Linked DNA regions of Homo sapiens: region 1 is linked to region 2. Evidence: read pairs that join two places in POLR2A ChIA-PET (ENCODE). Cell type or tissue: PC-9. All regions are shown on one strand. Each heading gives the region's core, and the rest is flanking DNA. Links, peaks and the distances in the headings are about the cores only.

What was found. Peaks named below come from ENCODE experiments on the same cell type or tissue, not always from the same donor. Only the 100,000 strongest peaks of a DNase experiment are listed, where the experiment ranks them.
Region 1: POLR2A ChIA-PET joins it to region 2 with 7 read pairs; 2 of 35 experiments call an interaction of 5 or more read pairs at or near these places.

The regions. Positions count from the first base shown.
Region 1 is chr9:125,508,917-125,518,119 of GRCh38, forward strand. All of the region lies in intron 7 of MAPKAP1 (MAPK associated protein 1), which reads right to left. It also overlaps the pseudogene RN7SL30P. Among named protein-coding and RNA genes, the nearest start is that of MAPKAP1, 190 kb to the right of the region's middle. In PC-9, for the core only: no CTCF peak of the experiment used is centred there; DNase peaks (open chromatin) are centred at 3,065 and 4,825; H3K4me3 peaks cover 1,426 bases; H3K27ac peaks cover 2,111 bases.
Region 2 is chr9:125,606,808-125,615,231 of GRCh38, forward strand. The region is part of intron 4 of MAPKAP1 (MAPK associated protein 1); the gene reads right to left. Among named protein-coding and RNA genes, the nearest start is that of MAPKAP1, 96 kb to the right of the region's middle. In PC-9, for the core only: no CTCF peak of the experiment used is centred there; no DNase peak of the experiment used is centred there.

The DNA.
Region 1 (9,203 bases), core at 1,958-6,957, 99 kb before region 2:
CCATAAAAATATTAAATGTGATGCTACAAAAATATTTAATTTTATAAAACATGTTTATAATATGCTACTTTATGAAAGCAGCAAATTACAGCACATTTTAAATTATAATTATAAAAATACAAATTATAATTTTTAAAATATAATAGCAGAGTGGAGTGACTATAGTTACCAACAATGTACTATATATTTCAAAACAAGCTAGAATAGTGGACATGAAATGTTCCCAGTGTATAGAAATGATAAATACCCCAGGTGGTACCCAAATACCCTGACTTGATCATTACACATTCTATGAATGTAACAAAATATCACGTGTACTCCACAGATATATATAAACATTATGTATGAATTTTAAAAAGGTAAATCTAAGCAAAAAATATGTAAAGGAATAGAGGAAAAAAGACTAGGAGGTTATTCCTAAAATGTGAATAGTAGTTATAATTGATAGTGGAATTAATAATTGTTTTTATTTTTGCTTTGTGTTTTTTTGTATTTTTCAAATTTGCTATAATAAATGAAGGCCACTTTTGTAATTTAAAAACACCAGATAAACTTAAAAGTTCTCCAATTTCTTACTATGACATCTTTTTGAGGCTACTATAATTAGCACACATTGTGGCATCTCCAATGGGTCATTCACATGCAGTAATTTAATCAAAAGCAGACACGATCTGTTTATGTAGACATATTTTCATGTGAAGCAACCGTGCACCCTGGCATGTGTACTCTGAGAGCAGTGCACAGACTGTCGGGCTTCTCAAGCTGTCAGGCTACCTGACAGCTGGATTATATATAAGCTACCACTTTCCTGATTACTGGGAACTAAGGCCTGGCTGCATCAGGAGGAATTTCAGGCCGGTCTCCTTTGCACATTTTTTCCTACCAGTCTTTGCAGCTGCCTGGGAAACGTGGATCAGGGAAAACAGGGGAGTCAGGGAGTACCAGGAAGGATCCCTTATCCCTGAAGACAACTCCCTGCCCCACTCTCAAAGCCATAAATGCCATCATCTGACATTCATTTTATTTCTTGGATCTTGCAGATATTTCTATTAAAATTAGTTTTCTGAAAGTAGCTTCTTGGACTTTGTCCTATGAAGCCTAGCATGTTGATGACTTTAATACATGCTTATTATGTGCCAAGCATGCTATATACCTTACCTTATTGAATCCTCACAGTAACCCCCAGAGGCAGATATATTAGCCCCAGTTTACAGATTGGGATGCTGGTGAAGTAACTTGCCCAAGATCACAAAGGTAAAAAGTAGGAAGGGGGAAAAATGAAACCCATGGGGGTCTTCTGGCTCTAAAGCTAGTCTGCCTTGAACCCTCCTTCCTCCTGCAAACTACAAATTACTGGCCAATTATAAAAAGGCCATAGTTTATACCATAAATAAAGGTTTCTGTAGATTTGTGGATTCATCTAGAATCTGAATCACTTAACTTCTATAAATTCAAAATGAAAATGATCTGAAACTATTTATTCCAACAAACCCACACATACCAAGTATTTCATGCTCTGGCTGCCTTCTGAGTCCATGGTAGTACCATTCCCTCTTACGAAGACATGACCAGACATGATCACCTTGTCTTTCTATCCATCCAGGAAGGCCCATCCATCTTTCCTTAGGAATACTGCTAATATTCTACGCTCAGTTTAGTCAGTAACTGAAAATCCGTGTGTTTTCTGCCCTGGGTACTCCCTGCTCATCCATCAAAGCTGAAGAACAACTTGGAAACCCACTTCTGAACTTAGCAAGGGACCAATGGGTAACAACCTGGGGGAAGGCAGGGTGGTTAAGCTGCATATGAAACTCGATATCTAAATCCAAATGGAAAACTGCTTTTTATAAATCTGCATTTCTCTCCATAATCCTCACCTGAATAGTGGATATTTCACAGAGAAAGATTATAGTATTTTACACATTTTCCCTCCAAAAAGGCCAGGATGATAATTTCAGGTCTTACTGTGTAATGAGAGGCAGGGTATATACGAGAGGCAATATAGCCAGGTGGTTAAGGGCATAAACTTGGGGCCCAATTGCCTTGGCCTAAGTCCTGGCCAAGCAATTTTGCTGTATGACTTTGGGCCAACTTAACCTCTCAGTTTTCTTCTTTATAAAACAGGGGATAATAATAGCACCTACCTCACAGGATTGTCTAAAGTTTCAACGAACTAATAGTTGTAAGGCAGTTGGAACAATGTCCAATGCATTAATAGTGTGATTTAAGTATCAGCTATCATCATCACCATCATCATCATCATCATCATCATCATCATCATCATCATCAGACTGTAATAATACTAAGTGATCCTAACAGCATGGACAATCTAACTACCACCATCACAGGCCCTACTATGTGACAAGTGCTGTGCTAGGTCTTTTATGTACAGATCATCTCATTCACTCTTTGGTCACCCTAAGATGTAAAGAGTTTATAAACCCACTTAAGAGAGGAGAAACTGTGATTTATAGAGGTTAAATAACTTGCTCAGTGTCCCTCAGGAACTAGTAGAAGTGAGAGAATTCATACCTAGGACTGCCCAGGCCTGCACTCTCTATATTGCATTATGAACCACAGCATCTCACTCACACAAAGTTCTTAATAAATGCCTGTTGACAGTGAAGATTATGATAACCCAGACCTATATCAAAGTACAGTCTCCATCAAATACTTGTTTAATTTTTAGGAGGCTGACATGGGAGGAAAATAAAAATAGCATCCAAAAGCCATTTCAAAAAGACAAACTGTGAGGTCAATTTCTATGAATATACTTTTTGCCAAAGAAATGATTATATAAAATATAAAGGGCTCTTTCACACTGAACAGGACAAGGTTCTCAAGGCAACATCCACACTTTGGAAAGAGGATTTAAAAAGTCACAGCTGCGCATGAAGCCGCATACCCTCCATTTCACAGCAGAGAGGAACACAAAAGGAAGATTCTGGGAAGCAGTTACTCTGCAGCGACGGGAAAACCTGCTTGGGCATTCCAATGATGTATTTATTGCAGTAATACCATGTCACCGAATGGCCTAGGAACAAAATATTGCTTTGGGCACTTTGGGAGGGTTCCAAGTTATAATACCCAGGCAGGATTTTTATGGGATTTTGTAAACCCGAGGCAAACATCTCAGCACATAAGTTTCAAAGAAAATCTGCAGAATCTGTTGGTTGGTGGCTACATGCTCAGAGCAGCTTCCTCGATCCCTTTAACCCCTAACTGAAACATAAAAGGTTTTAGCATGCAATTCTTTAACAGCTGCTAGCTAGCTGAAAGCTGAAATCCAATGGAAAGCAAGTGCCTGCCAAAGTCCGAAGAGAGGGAAGACACACTGTCGCCTCCATTGCTCTGTGTCTTCTTTCTAGAGACCCGTGGGAGAAACTTCTTTCAGATCCTGGTATCAGGAAAAGCTGTACTTCCCTGGAGCAAAGGGCTTGCTTTTGTATCTTTAGAAAGTTTAACATAAATCTTGTAACTAGCTCCTATCATGTCCCTTTCTCCTTTGCCCATCAGGAAGCTCAGCACTAAATGTTCGTGTGACTATGATGACCTGGACATGCATTTCTCTGCCAGCTCCTCCTCCTGGGGACTCGTAAACTTGTCGTTTAATCTTTATGTTTCTTTTCCTCTCACGTAGTTTATTGGTTCGTATGTATACATATTTTTTTTTTGTTTCTTTTGAGATGGAGTCTTGCTCTGTCGCCCAGGTTGGAGTGCAGTGGCGCAATCTCGGCTCACTGCAAGCTCCGCCTCCCGGGTTCACGCTATTCTCCTGCCTCAGCCTCCCAAGTAGCTGGGACTACAGGCGCCCGCCACCATGCCCGGCTAATTTTTTTGTATTTTTTAGTAGAGACGGGGTTTCACCATGTTAGCCAGGATGGTCTCGATCTCCTGACCTTGTGATCCACCTGTCTCGGCCTCCCAAAGTGCTAGGATTACAGGCGTGAGCCACTGTGCCCAGCCTCGTATGTATATTTTTTTAAGAGGTGGGGTCTCGCTATATTGCCCAGGCTGGAGTGCAGTGGCTGTTCACAGGTGCGATCCCATTACCGATCAGCACAGGCGTTTTGACCTGCACGTTTCCAACATGGGCCGGTTTACCCCTCCTTAGGCAACCTGGTGGTTACCCACTCCCGGGAGCTCACCATACTGATGCTGAACTTAGTGTGGACATCTGATCAGCATAGCGCTGATCTAGGCTGTAGCCCAGAAATCCTGGACTCAAGCAACCCTCCCATATCAGCCTCCTGAGGAGCTGGGACCACAGGTACACACCACTGCACTCAGTGGTTTGTGTATTTTAAAATCTATTATAATAATTCCAAATATTTTTGGGATCAAGGTAGGATATAAGTGAATTAACCTATCATCATCATTGCTGACCATAAGAACAAGTTTGAGAATCACCTGTGCAAGGAAAAATGACAGTCAAAAGCTGAACACTTTCATGGTTATGTCTTCATGTCAACTGTTTTCCATTCACCAATTTAAAGAGCTGCTTTAATCTGAAAGAGCTTCTGGTAGCCAGAAAAAAGCTAAGTGTGAGCAGTAAGAGGAAAGGCTAGACTTGAGCAGAACATCCCTGGTGTTTGTGCCATGAGAGGGAGTAACGCTGCCAGCTATGCATCCTTGGGAAGGAATTTAAACTCATCTGTAAAATAGGGATAACAGAGCTTCCCTCAGAAGGTTGCTGTGAGGATTAAATGAGACAATGCAGGACTTCCCTTAGCAAAGTGCTCGGTCAATGAGAGCTGCTATTATTGCAAATACAGACTGAAACAGAAACCACTGCAATAAGGTTTAGGTAGATCCCTAGCCTATGAGTCACAACAGGCTCACAGCCTTACCAGGGAGGGCACACCGGGGCAGGGAATGCTGGCATCAAAGCGAAAGTCTGTGCTCTTTCCCTCGTGTGTCCAAAGTAGGGGTGCAGGGTGCATATCTATTTAAACAAGCTTGCTTTTAAGCTGCAGACGGCATTTAAGATTAGAGACTTGCTCAGCAGCCAGGATTCCTACAGTTCCCTAGTCTCTCAGGTCCTACAAATATAGTCTAAAAATGACGAGTAAATGTCAGAACCCACAGAACAAACCACGGCAGCACAGATATCAAAGGACACGTGACGCTGGGTCTGAGCTCACATGTCCACCCCACACAGCCTTGGCTTCTTCCACAATGACCTTCCATGGTCCACGTGGGTTCCTCAGTGCCTCCTGGCTTCTGCACGTGCCATTCCCTCTTCCCTCTTCTTCACCTAGCTCTGAGTCCTGCTTCAAGACAACCTGGTTCAGATGTTTCCACCTCAGGGAAGGGGAGGGTGGAGCTACCTGTCCCCTTCTCTGTGCTCCCACACAGCGCCTTGTTCCTACCTTGGTAGGAACACTCATTGGGCTCTTCTATAATTTACCAGCTCAAGCTGCCTCGCTGCCTCCCCCAGCCTCGAGGCAGGGATGAGTAATCTCTGTGCTTGGTGCATTGTTGATGCTCAAAAAATATTCATTAGATGGATGTTTGGATGGTAGTGTAGCATCACATGTCCTTTGATATCTGTGCGATCATGGTTTGTTCTGTGGGTTCTGACATTTACTTGTCATTTTTAGTCAATATTTGTAGGACCTGAGAGACTGAGGAACTGTGAATCCTGGCTGCCGAGCAAGTCTCTAATCTTAAATGCTGCCTATAGCTTAAAAGCAAGCTTGTTCAAGGAGGAGCTGAGGCTGAGAAGCTTGGCCCAGATTGTTGGTCAAGATTTGGATTTTCTCTCATATGCAACAGGTGCTAACAGAGCAGGAAAGTGACACAATCAGCTTTATATTTTGGTGAGATTCTTCTGGTGGCACTGCTGACAATGGGCTGGAGACTTATGGCAGGAAGACCCATTCCAGGAGGATCGTGCCAAGCCTTGACTACTCTATGGCAGGGGCTGACTGAATCTGCGTTCCTCACTGAGCCAAAGCCACTACGCTGATGCCGTCCGTATCAGAGCTCGGACCCAACATCAGCTATGCTAAAATGTCTGCATTTAGTGTCAGCTCCATCGCTTATAACTCTTCCTCCAGAGGCAACTATAATCATTTTCTGCTTGATCTTAATATAAGCACTGAACTATATTCAAGTGACAACCGCTGTAGCTTATACCCCCTCTGAGGCTCAGATTGGATAGTTTGGAATTTAAATAATAAAAAAGGAACAAGCTGACATGACAATAAGGTCACACTTTAGCCTCTTCTGAGCCAATACACCATTTGCTCTCTGTGAAACAGCTGAATATAATCAAATTAAATACAATTCCTATTACAAAAGAAGAAAGACCAAGGCTGTTCCAATAAACCAATTCTCCTGCCTAGTTAAACTGCAAAACCTTCAGGAAAGGTTTTGAAAGCATGACCCATCAGTTCTAATTTTTAAAACTTATCCTTTCAGTCAACACTAGAAAAAGGCCCATTCCAACTTTTATCTTTGCTACAAAGTGCTGTTATCTTGGCTTGATGTCAGGAGCTCTATCTCTCTTTCTGCTGACAAGCAGAGACGAGAAAGATAAGATTGGAAACGAATCTCACTTCTCTGAGTAAATAAATAATCAATACTCATCTAAATGTAAATGAGAAGGTAGCCCCCTCTGATAACAGCACTCTTATCAGAGAGCCAATTTTCTTCAGACATTTGGCCTCAACCAAATCACCATCATTCAGCCCCAGCCTAATGGCAAAAAATCGTAACTAAATTGAACCGATCACCAGAGATCAACTAAGTTCGGCCCTGGCCACTTCAGGTTCAAATGTTTGGGAATGCAATTTTGCCCCCATTAACTTTCAATAGCAATGAAGAACAGACTGGTCAAGGGGCCAGTCGGTGCAATAAACAAAGCCCAGCAAGGGGGCCGGCCAGAAGATGAGGAGGAGTGGGCTTCAGTGTTTAAACAACAACAGTGCCATCATGGAAGCAAGCCCCAAAACTGTGAAGGGAAGGCCGCTTCTGTGGGCTGAGTAGATGGCACTCTTTCCTCTATCTAAGGCTTGGCTGAAACTGAGAAGACATTTAATTTGGCGAATGATGATGATGATTAAAGTTTATTAAAACAAATATAAAGAAAAAAGATATTAAAAAGCTACTGTAGCTAAAAATAACCTAAGGTTCAAATGATCAATTTCCTCCAACTAATTTGTCTCAGACTTACATCTGACCCAGCAGTGCCGCACTGACCTGATTTTACTGAAAGAAGACGCCGTCTACAAGACAAATCACTTTCAAACCACTGCACTGGGGTTTCCATTTCTTTGCTGCAAGACTCAATTCACTGCTGATGAGAGTATTGGGGAAATTATGACCATTATTGATAGGACAGCAAAACCACTTTCACACAGCAGTCTTCAAGTCGACAGAAAGCTTGCACTAGACCATTAATGAAGGTGTCAGCTAAAACCAGAAATTAAAGACAAAGACTGGAAGAGGCCTAATTTTTAGAGCATGTTAAGGACACCAGACACATAGAAGCGGCAGCCATTCATCCCCTTAAGAGTAACAGAGCCTAAATAAGGATAAGCAGAAGAAAGGGCTACTCTACTTATGATTAGGGAAAGAAAATGCTTTTTTTCTTGCCTGGCCTTGGAGTTCCAAGGCCACAGGCTCTCAATATTATCAGCTCACAATCTTCATCAGCCAAAGGAGGAGATGTTTGGTGTGAGACAGAACTACCCAATGTTTTACAATCTCTATTGCTGCTGTGAGCATCTAATCCTAGAAGGCAGATGTGTGGCAGTTGGAGTGTGGGTTCTGGAGTCAAAAAGACTTGGATTGAAATCCTGGCTCTTTTACAAGTTATGCGACTCTGGGCAAGTTAGTGGATCTAAACCTTCATGGAGTAATTCCACAGATTATGTGTAACACAATGCCTAGCACATAAGTACTTAATAAATGTCAGTTATATTGCTACACAAATTTGACAAAATCATCAACTTGCCCTTTTTGAAAACAAGTCAAATATTGCTTCATTCCTGGACTATAATAACAGCATCAGCAACTGACATGGAGGACTTTCCTGGCCCTTAACAACGTGCTTTCCATGCATTTGCTTTCCGCATCTTCATAAAACTCTATGCGGTAGGCCCTACAATAATCCCACTTTACAGAGGAGGAAAATAAACCATGGAGTGGTTAAGTCATGTACCCACGGTGAGGCCAGGACGAGAATGCAAGTTTTTCCAATTCCAAAGCCTGTGCTCTTCACCACTCTGCTCTGCTGTATCCCATAAAGAACAGTATAGGTTTTGATCTTTGGGTTAAAAAAAAAGAATTGTAAGGTTTAGATGATTTATCAGTTCAGAAAGGAGTAAAGATGCTGTGTGGGAGACCAGGCAGCAGGGAAGAGTAGGAAGTTGATCTTGAGGGGGTCAAAACTGAGAGTCCATCAACCCTCACAGCAGGCGTGTCACATGAACACCAGCTGCTTGCCCTGATTTTTCCAGGGTTGGGGTGGGGGTTCTTTTTCTAAGTTAAGTGATTTACAGACTTACTGCCTCAATCCACAGTTCTGAAAGTGTGATTTCTTTAGGGTTTAACTATACCCATTTCTAGTCTTGTTACAACTTTTTTATTGTGATAGAAAACATTTACTGGAAATATGTTACTGCTATTACCAGGTCATAAAATAAAAAGAAAAATAGTTTATGTATTGCCATCATTTCCAACCATCAATCAGAAAGTGCCAAGAGGAGGAAAGGAAAGGGCGTACCGCTGAATTTCCTTCTTTGTGTGGGAGAAACTGTAGGAGCATCATAATTCTTTAGAACAAATTTATTCTTGAATACCTAGCCTCACGAATGGGCTCTGGGGAGGAGCAGGGAGGCATCCTTTTGGCATATCCCCTCCTCTCTGCAGCCCTGCCTGAATCCCTGTCAGAATTAAGAGCTCTTTCATCCCACCTTCCTTGGGACCTTGCTTTTCTCAGTGCACCAAGCATGCTGAATTAGAAGTACTTTTGTCTATTTGTCATTCCCCCCACCTAGCCAGCATCAGGGCACTCTTTGAAGACGGGGTGGGAGGCTTTCAAAAAAACTCAACTCTGTCTTCCCAGGGCTTCAGCATAGCAAAAGGCTCTTTGTTGGTGCTTAATAATCGTTGTTAAATAGAATGCCTTCCACAAGGTGGCCTTGAAAATTGAACTCAACAATCTACTTCTTCTAGCTAATATTCCTATCCTA
Region 2 (8,424 bases), core at 3,425-8,424:
CCGAATCTTCTACAATCGAGAAGAAACAGTGTAGTTTCTCTGACTTTCATGGAGCTAGGGGCATGGAGCTAGGGGAGGGTATGTCTGAGACGGCTCATGGGTAGAAAGTGGAAAGCAAATAAATGCGCTTTGGATTGGAGAGACCTAGGTCTGAATTCCAGCTTCACTACTTACTAGTTGTGTAACCTCAGGCAAGTCTGTTCATCTTTCTAAGCCTCAGTTTCCCCATGCCAAAACTGGAATAATATTACATACTTTAAAGGGAAGCTTGAAAGAATGAATGAAATGGCATAGTAGATACTCTGGCATACAGCAAACACTCCAATAGTTTCTATTACATTAAACTGAATCATATGAAACTGCTGATAATCACTTATGACCTACAAAAATTGCAATTTCATAGGGTTTCAACAAATATTATAGCGACTGAAACAATAAATATCATGGGCTGGAGAAATAACTGAGAATTCTCAAAAATAAAATGAACTACACTCCTATCAAAGGAAGACAAGCAAGATATAAAGGGTGTTTTTCAAAGACTGGCTCTTCATTCCAACACTACAGCAGCTAATATTTATCAAACACTATAGGTCAGATATCACCCCATACATTTGACATCCATATTAGCTTATGTAATCTCAAACAACTCTGAGTTAGATTCAACAATTATTTCTATTTTAGAGTTGAAATGGAAGCTTGCAGAAATGAAGCAACATGCCCAAAGTTACACAGCTAGTGAAGCGAGGATGCTAACTGGGGATGTCTAACTCCAGAGTCTGAGTTCTTACTCATCACTTAAAATTGCCTTCCCCACTGCAAAGTCGCTTACTTTGCTTTTATTTTTTATTTATTTATTATATATTTTTTGAGACAGTGTCTTGCTCTGTCACCAGGCTGGAGTGCAGTGGCACGATCTCGGCTCACTGCAACCTCCGCCTCCCGGGTTCAAGCGATTCTCCTGCCTCAGCCTCCCAAGTAGCTGGGACTACAGGCATGTGCCACCACACCCAGCTAATTTTTGTATTTTTAGTAGAGACGGGGTTTCACCATGTTGGCCAGGATGGGCTTGATCTCTTGACCTTGTGATCTGCCTGCCTTGGCCTCCCAAAGTGACTTTGCTTTTAATAAGACTGTATGGGGGCAAAGAGCAAACAAGTTACAAATCAACTTGTGGGCTTCCGAAGGATGGCCATGTCAATGGGCAGACAGGCACCAGCAGGGAGGGTATGTCACGCCAGCGCCTGTAGTGACTGGGAGGATGATGCATCCAACAGTCCCACTGCAACCATGGCACTCTAGGGTTCTACTTACCCCATGTCATAGTGTTATTAGAAAAAGAAAAAAAGAATAGTAGCAGACATGCTTCGAAGTTTCCAGAAAAGTCCTGAAGTTTTAATCAAATAGCTGCTGTGTTCCCATTATGTTACAGTCAAGCCTTTTCACAATGTGACAAAGGAAGCAAAGCTTTTTATTTATTTGTTAGTCTGATCATTTATTTATTTATGTTCACATCTCTTGCTTCCTGAATCCTTTGATGTAAACAGTGAACAAGCCATCATAGCAAGGGAAATGGCACTGACAGTGGATGCTCTGAATCCACTCCCTTTAAAAAGAGAATTCAAGTCAAGAAAACCCCCAAATGCCAGGCTTTCAAAGCCAAAATTCTAAAAGCCATCACATTTGCATTTAGGGCTTCTTGGGGCCGCCGCTGTGGCACCAAAATCCACCAAAGATAAAGAAGATATTTGTACTAAGTTGGGAAAGTGGAGACATCAGCATTTCCGCCTTCAGACCATTATTCCTGCTCTCCAGACAGCACCTGATAAAGCATCTGGAGTGTTTTGTCTTCTGCGCAGCCACTGCTTTTCCGACGCCTGCGCTCAGGGGTTTCCCTGGGGTTTCCTTTCCAACAATTGCACAGAGACTCTGAGAGGAGCCCAAACCGGCTGCCTTAACCTTCCAGTAAACCGCTATTTCCACAGAGGATTAAATCAAACGTTTCAAATAAGCCAATTTCCTTTACTAAAAAACCAAAATGACAATATTAGTACCAAGAGAAATATACAAAGATGATGAATAAGACATACTTCTCCTGTCTTTGGGCATGCAAAAAAATAGAGAGCAAAAGGTTAGATGGAGGTGGGTTACACAATTCCCTCTTATTTCCAATACTGCCCTACAGTGGAGCCTAACTAAGAAGATACACAAGAATTAGACTGAGTCATATCAAGAGGGAGAGAAAAAAACCTAAATGCTTATACTACCTGAAACATGCTGATGTTTCATGTTATATATTTTTAAATTCCTGTTAATTGTAAATTTGTCTATTAAAAATGCAACTGTGTCATTTTTTAATTAGGTACTTCCAGAATTCTGGGGATGCAAAATGGTTACTTGCTGAACTGATGGGAATGAAAATTCCTATCTTTGAGGTCTCTATAGAAGGGAACAAGTTTCCTTCCCCTAAAGTACCCAAAGCAGCTCCCTTGAACCACAGCAAGTGGGAACTTCCTTTGACCCAAAGGGGTAGGGATATATATGCTCAACTAAATGAACAGGACATATACAAAAAAGAGCTGGAACAGAAAAAATCCTTAAGAAATCCCACTCTCGGAATGCTAAGGGAAGCAGACAGCCTCTGGCTTTGTTTCACCTGCCAAGCTTCTTTATTTATTTGTTTGTTTGTTTGTTTTTAAGAAAGAGTATGTTGTTTATTTGTCTTTAAGAAAGAGTCTCACTATGTTGCCCAGGTTGGTCTTGAACTCCCGAGCTCAAGTGATCCCCTTGCCTCTGCCTCCTGAATAGCTAACTCAGGCACTTGTCACCGGGCCTGGCCTGCCAAGCTTCATCCTGTTTTCCTCATTTTCTGACCCTGAGTGCCTTTCTCGTTTTTCTCTTTTTGGTAGTTTTGGTAGTTTCTCCCAAACCCACATTCAATTTTACACTACTCCATGTACAATGTGAGATGTTTCACATTTAACACTCTATTAACAGCATCTTGAACATTTCTGGAAAGAGAATAACTAAAATTAAAAATGGCTACCATTTACTCTGTGCCTGGCACTGGGCTGAGTGTGCCACATAAATTCTCTCTTTTGATCTTCAAAACAGCCCCCACTTACCCTATTTTACAGATAAACTGCTAAGAGGTGAAAGAAATTGTTAAAGGTCACACAGCCAGTAAGATAACTCAGATGGAAACCCGCCTCTGACTGACTCAAAAGACCACAATCTTAACTTGACAACAATTCTTCCCAAAACCAATATATTTGAAAAGCTTTTTTGGAGGGAAAGTTCTTATTTGAAAAAACATCTTCTTACATTTTGAATCAACATTTGCATGAAATAAAGAGCCATGATATGTGTAAACACAAACTCTTTCTCTTCATTCTGTAATATATATTCCTCTCCCACAGCATTTAATACAACACACTAAAAACTATTTTACTATAGGACTTGTATTTCAACCATATGGCAAAGTATGTATCCTGACCAACCCTCAAACAGAAAACAGTTAAACATATTTATGAAATATAAAAAGAGCTATTTTATCTGACTCAATACACTGGTTGGCAACTTTTTAAGGCAATCACAAAAGCACAAAGACTAAGTGAAAAGAGAATCTAGAATGAAAAACAGAACATAATTTTGCCTTAATGATGGTACTTGCCAAACAAGGTGACATGAAGTGTCAGTTTTCTTGGTCAGCAGGCTATAGGGAACAGTCTATCTATAACCTATAATAAGACCGTGATACCCTCCTCACAACCCACCACCACCAAAGACCTACATGTGAGAGTAAATTAGAATTAAGGTTTCCCGACTGACCTCCAGCAAGGTAAAACTGCCTGTCTTCCCCCAAAATTATTTTCTTCCTCAGACTTTATAAACATAAACGAACCTTCATATGAAATTTCTATCCCAAATTCGTATTATTTGATGGACCAGAAAGATTTTAAGCCAAGAATTTAAAGTGGTCCTGAGGTGGTAGTGCCCCCAGGTTCTAGGTAGAAGCAAACGCAGATCCTATTGGGAAAAACCTAAATGACTCAAATAATTCCAACAGAAAAATTTGCAAGAAATAATTTGTTCTATCTCCAAATCACAAAACATAGAAGGCATCATGAAATAGGCCCAGAAAGACTGGAGTTAACAGTATGATCAGAAGCAAAATATAAAATAAATGTGTAAGCAAAAATGTGGAGTAAGTGCAAGAGACTATAAAAGATTATCCAAGGTGTGATATATTATGGTTGAGTAGGAGAATGTCGCTAGGAGTGAATGTCAACTTTTAAAGATTAAATAAAGCATAAATAAAGCAAATATGACAAAATGTTAACAATTACTGAATACAGGTGCTACACATAAGGGTGCTCACTGAACTTTTACTAATAAAATTACTACACTTTTCGTAATAGTTTTTTAAATTACCAAGCAGATTTTTACAAGATCAAAATCAGACTTCTAGAAATTAAAAATACAACAACTAAAATTGGAAATGCAACATATGGGTTCCACAGCTGAGGAGAGAATCTGTTAGGAAGATATGAGTTGAAGAAATTACCTAGAATGCAACCCAAAGAGACACAGAGATAGGAAATAAGAAAGAGAAATTAAGAGATGAGAAGGATAAAATAACACATTCTGATAGGTGTAGCTAGAGTTTCAGAAGAAGAGAAAAGAATAACTGGTTCGGAGGCAATGTCTGAAAAGACAGTGGCTGAGAATTTTCCAGAATGATGAAAGACACTAATATGCAGATTCAGAAAGCCCAATGAATGCAAAAGAAGAAAAATAGGAAAGAAGATCTGTATCTTAAAACATCAAAATGAAATTGCATCTATACCAGACAAATATCAACCAAATGGAGCAGGTGTAACTATTTGAAAGGGAGGAAAACTTCACTAGAGTTAATCACAAATGACAAATGGTTCAATTCACCAGGAAAAAATAGCAATTCTGAAATTGTGTGAACATAAAAGCATAACATCACAATATACAAAGAAAAAATAGTCACAATTAACAAGAAAAAATGGACAGTCTATCAACAGCAGGAAATTCAAGCGTATTTCTGTCTAACTGATGGCTTGGACAAAAATATCTGTAAAGAAAATTTTAACAGATTTACAGATTGAGTATCCCCTATTCAAAATTATTGGGACCAGGAGTGTTTCATATTTAAGATTCTGAAATATTTACACTATACTTATTGGTTGAGTAACCCTAATCCAAAAATCCAAAATGTAATATGCTCCAATGAGCATTTCCTTTGATCATGCTCCAAAGGAAATGCTTGTTTCTAAATATTTTCTGATTTCTGTTATTTTTTGATACATGAGTTACTTATAAGCGCTCAAAAAGTTTTAGATTTTGGAGCATTTTAAACTTCAGATTTTCAGAGTAAGAATGCTCAACCTGTAACAGTCTTGACCTAATGACAATATTTAGAATATTGCAACCAACAGCAGCTAAAATCACATTCTTTCCAAGTTCACATATAATATTTATAAAAGGTGACCTATATTAATGGGCATACAGCCATGCTCAACGAATTTCAAATAACTGGTAGTGTCACAGCTTCTGTACAAATTCTTTTAGTTTTTTTTTAAATTTAAAATTTTTATGTTAGCTCTTTAATGGGGGGCGGCATGTGGAGTAAGATTGGAAATTAAACTTATCTACTAACAATCAGTTGTTGTAGAACCACAATAAACTGAGTTCCTAAACGCACTGTCTATTTCCTGATTCCCTATTCTTTCTGAAGCCATCTGTCCTGCAGTGTTTTTGAACAGGCCAGCATTCATGTACAAATCTTTATGTGAATGAACTTATGTTTTTAATTCTGTTGGGTAAATAGAGGCTCTATCAATTAAGAGATCCTGATTCCCAAAGGGAGAACACTTCCACTGGGAGACACAGCAGAAGTACCACTAAATGTTAAAACTATGGCTGCAGCCCAGGTTCCTCATGCCAAGGGACATCAGGCAAGAAGGAAAGTCACCATCCTCACAGGAGTGACTGACACTCATCAAAAGAACATGAGGCTGTTACACAATGGAGGCAGGAAGAAACACATCTAGCCAGTAAATCCATTGGGGTATCTTATTACTTTTACCCAATTTTAGTGGTTAATGGACAAATGAAGCAGCTACATCCTGAGAAAGGTAAACAGAGGCTTGGGCCCTCAGACATAAGGATCTGGGTCATCATACCATTTAAGACCTAGACCAGCCAAGATGCTAACTAACCAAGGTTGACAGGACTAGAATAAATACTTGAAGAGACAGATGAGTGTTAGTCATGACCTCAAGACCAGTGGTAGAAACAGGACTGTAGATCATTATACTAACCCTCTTTGTATAAATTTCCCCAAAGAAACGAAGTCCAACGCAGACCTGAAGGTGTGCTCCCAGAACTTAACATGAAGCCAGTAAACCCAAGCAGCACCAAGGGTGGACTGTACCACCCAGATTCCCTCTTTTCAGGAATAAAGCGCATATTTCCCAACTGCTGGAAGGAATGCTGGCTGATGGCTATCAGCTGTTAGTCCTTTCCTGCAATTGTGCTGGCTGACAGAGTCACCTTGCCAAGACTGCACCTCCTTCTCACGACACTCAGAATCCAATGATAGGTTAGATGCAAGAATGTAAGAGGCCTGACCCCCTTACCCTAACTTGGGACAACTGTGAAGGTCCATCCAGCTGCAGAGTACTCCATGGTGTCAGGTGAGGCCTTGTTACGACTGCATCACAGTCCCAACTCCTCCCTCTACCCAATTCTGTTTTCCTCCCTTTTCCACACAGATGCTAATCCAGAAAACACTCCCTAATACATTTCCTGCATGTTAATCTCCATTTCAGAGACTGCTTCCCAGGAGAACCCAACCTGTGACAACAATAGTTTACTTTTATTAGCAGGTTCCGCCAAACATTCAAAGAACAGATAATGCTAGAATTACCCATACTATTTAACCTTACTGAAAAAGAGCAATTTCTTTTTTTTTTTTTTAAGACGGAGTCTCGCTCTGTCACCCAAGCTGGAGTGCAGTGGCGCGATCTCAGCTCACTGCAAGCTCCGCCTCCCAGGTTCACGCCATTCTCCTGCCTCATCCTCCCCAGTAGCTGGGACTACAGGCGCCCGCCACCACGCTCGGCTAATTTTTTGTATTTTTTAATAGAGACGGGGTTTCACCATGTTAGCCAGGATGGTCTTGATCTCCTGACCTCGTGATCCACCCGCCTCGGCCTCCCAAAGTGCTGGGATTACAGGCGTGAGCCACCAGGCCCGGCCAAAAAAGAGCAATTTCTAAATCACTTTATAAGGTTAGAAAAACCTCCATATCCAAACCTGAGAGTGTAAGAGAATAATCTTACAGGCCAGGTTTACTTGTGAACAAAGATCCTAAATAAATATTAGCAAACCAACCCAGCAAGATATAAAAACTAGAATATTTGATGACCAAAGCTGAGTTTATTGTATCAAATACTAGGTTGGTTTAACATAAGATGATAAATCAATATAATAATCATATTAAAGCTAGGCGTGATGGCTCATACTTGTAATCCCAGCACTTTGGGAGCCCAAGGTGGGCAGATCACCTGAGGTCAGGAGTTCGAGACCAGCCTGGCCAACATGGTGAAACCCTGTCTCCACTAAAAACACAAAACTTAGCCGGGTGTGGTAGCAGGCGCCTGTAATCCCAGCTACTTGGGAGGCTAGGGCAGGGAGAATCACTTGAACCCTGGAAGTGGAGGTTGCAGTGAGCCAAGATCGCGCCATTGCACTCCAGCTTTGAGCAACAGAGTGAGACTCCGTCTCAAAATATAATAATAATAATAATCATATTAAGAGATTAAGGAGAAAAATCATATGGTAGTATAGGTAAATTCAGTATATTCAACATTCAGTACAGTTGAATGTACATGATTTAAAAAGTAATAATTATTGTAGCTAACTAGGAACAGAAAGGACTTTTATTAACCCAACATAGAACATCTGCTAAAATAGGAAATATCCTAAATGGTGAAATATTGGAAACATTTCCTTTGATATCAGAAGCAAGACAATTTCTTTTCAACATGGTATTGTGAAGCAATAAAAAGAATTTTTTAAATTTTCAGCTCTGTAAAGCAAGAAAAATAAAGTATAAGGATTAGAAATAAAACTATCATTATTTGCAAATGACCAACTACACAGAAAACCAAAAAAGGTATAAGTTAATGGAAGTTATAGGAGTTTATTAAGGTTACTGACATTAAATCAATGTCAAAGAAATCAACTACATTTCTATATACCAGCAACAAACCGGAAGACACTATAATTTAAATAAAATCTTGAAAGTAGAATTTAAAAATATATTTAATAATAGGTATATGTGAATCAATCTAACAACAATGACAAACTATATATATATATGACTTCCAT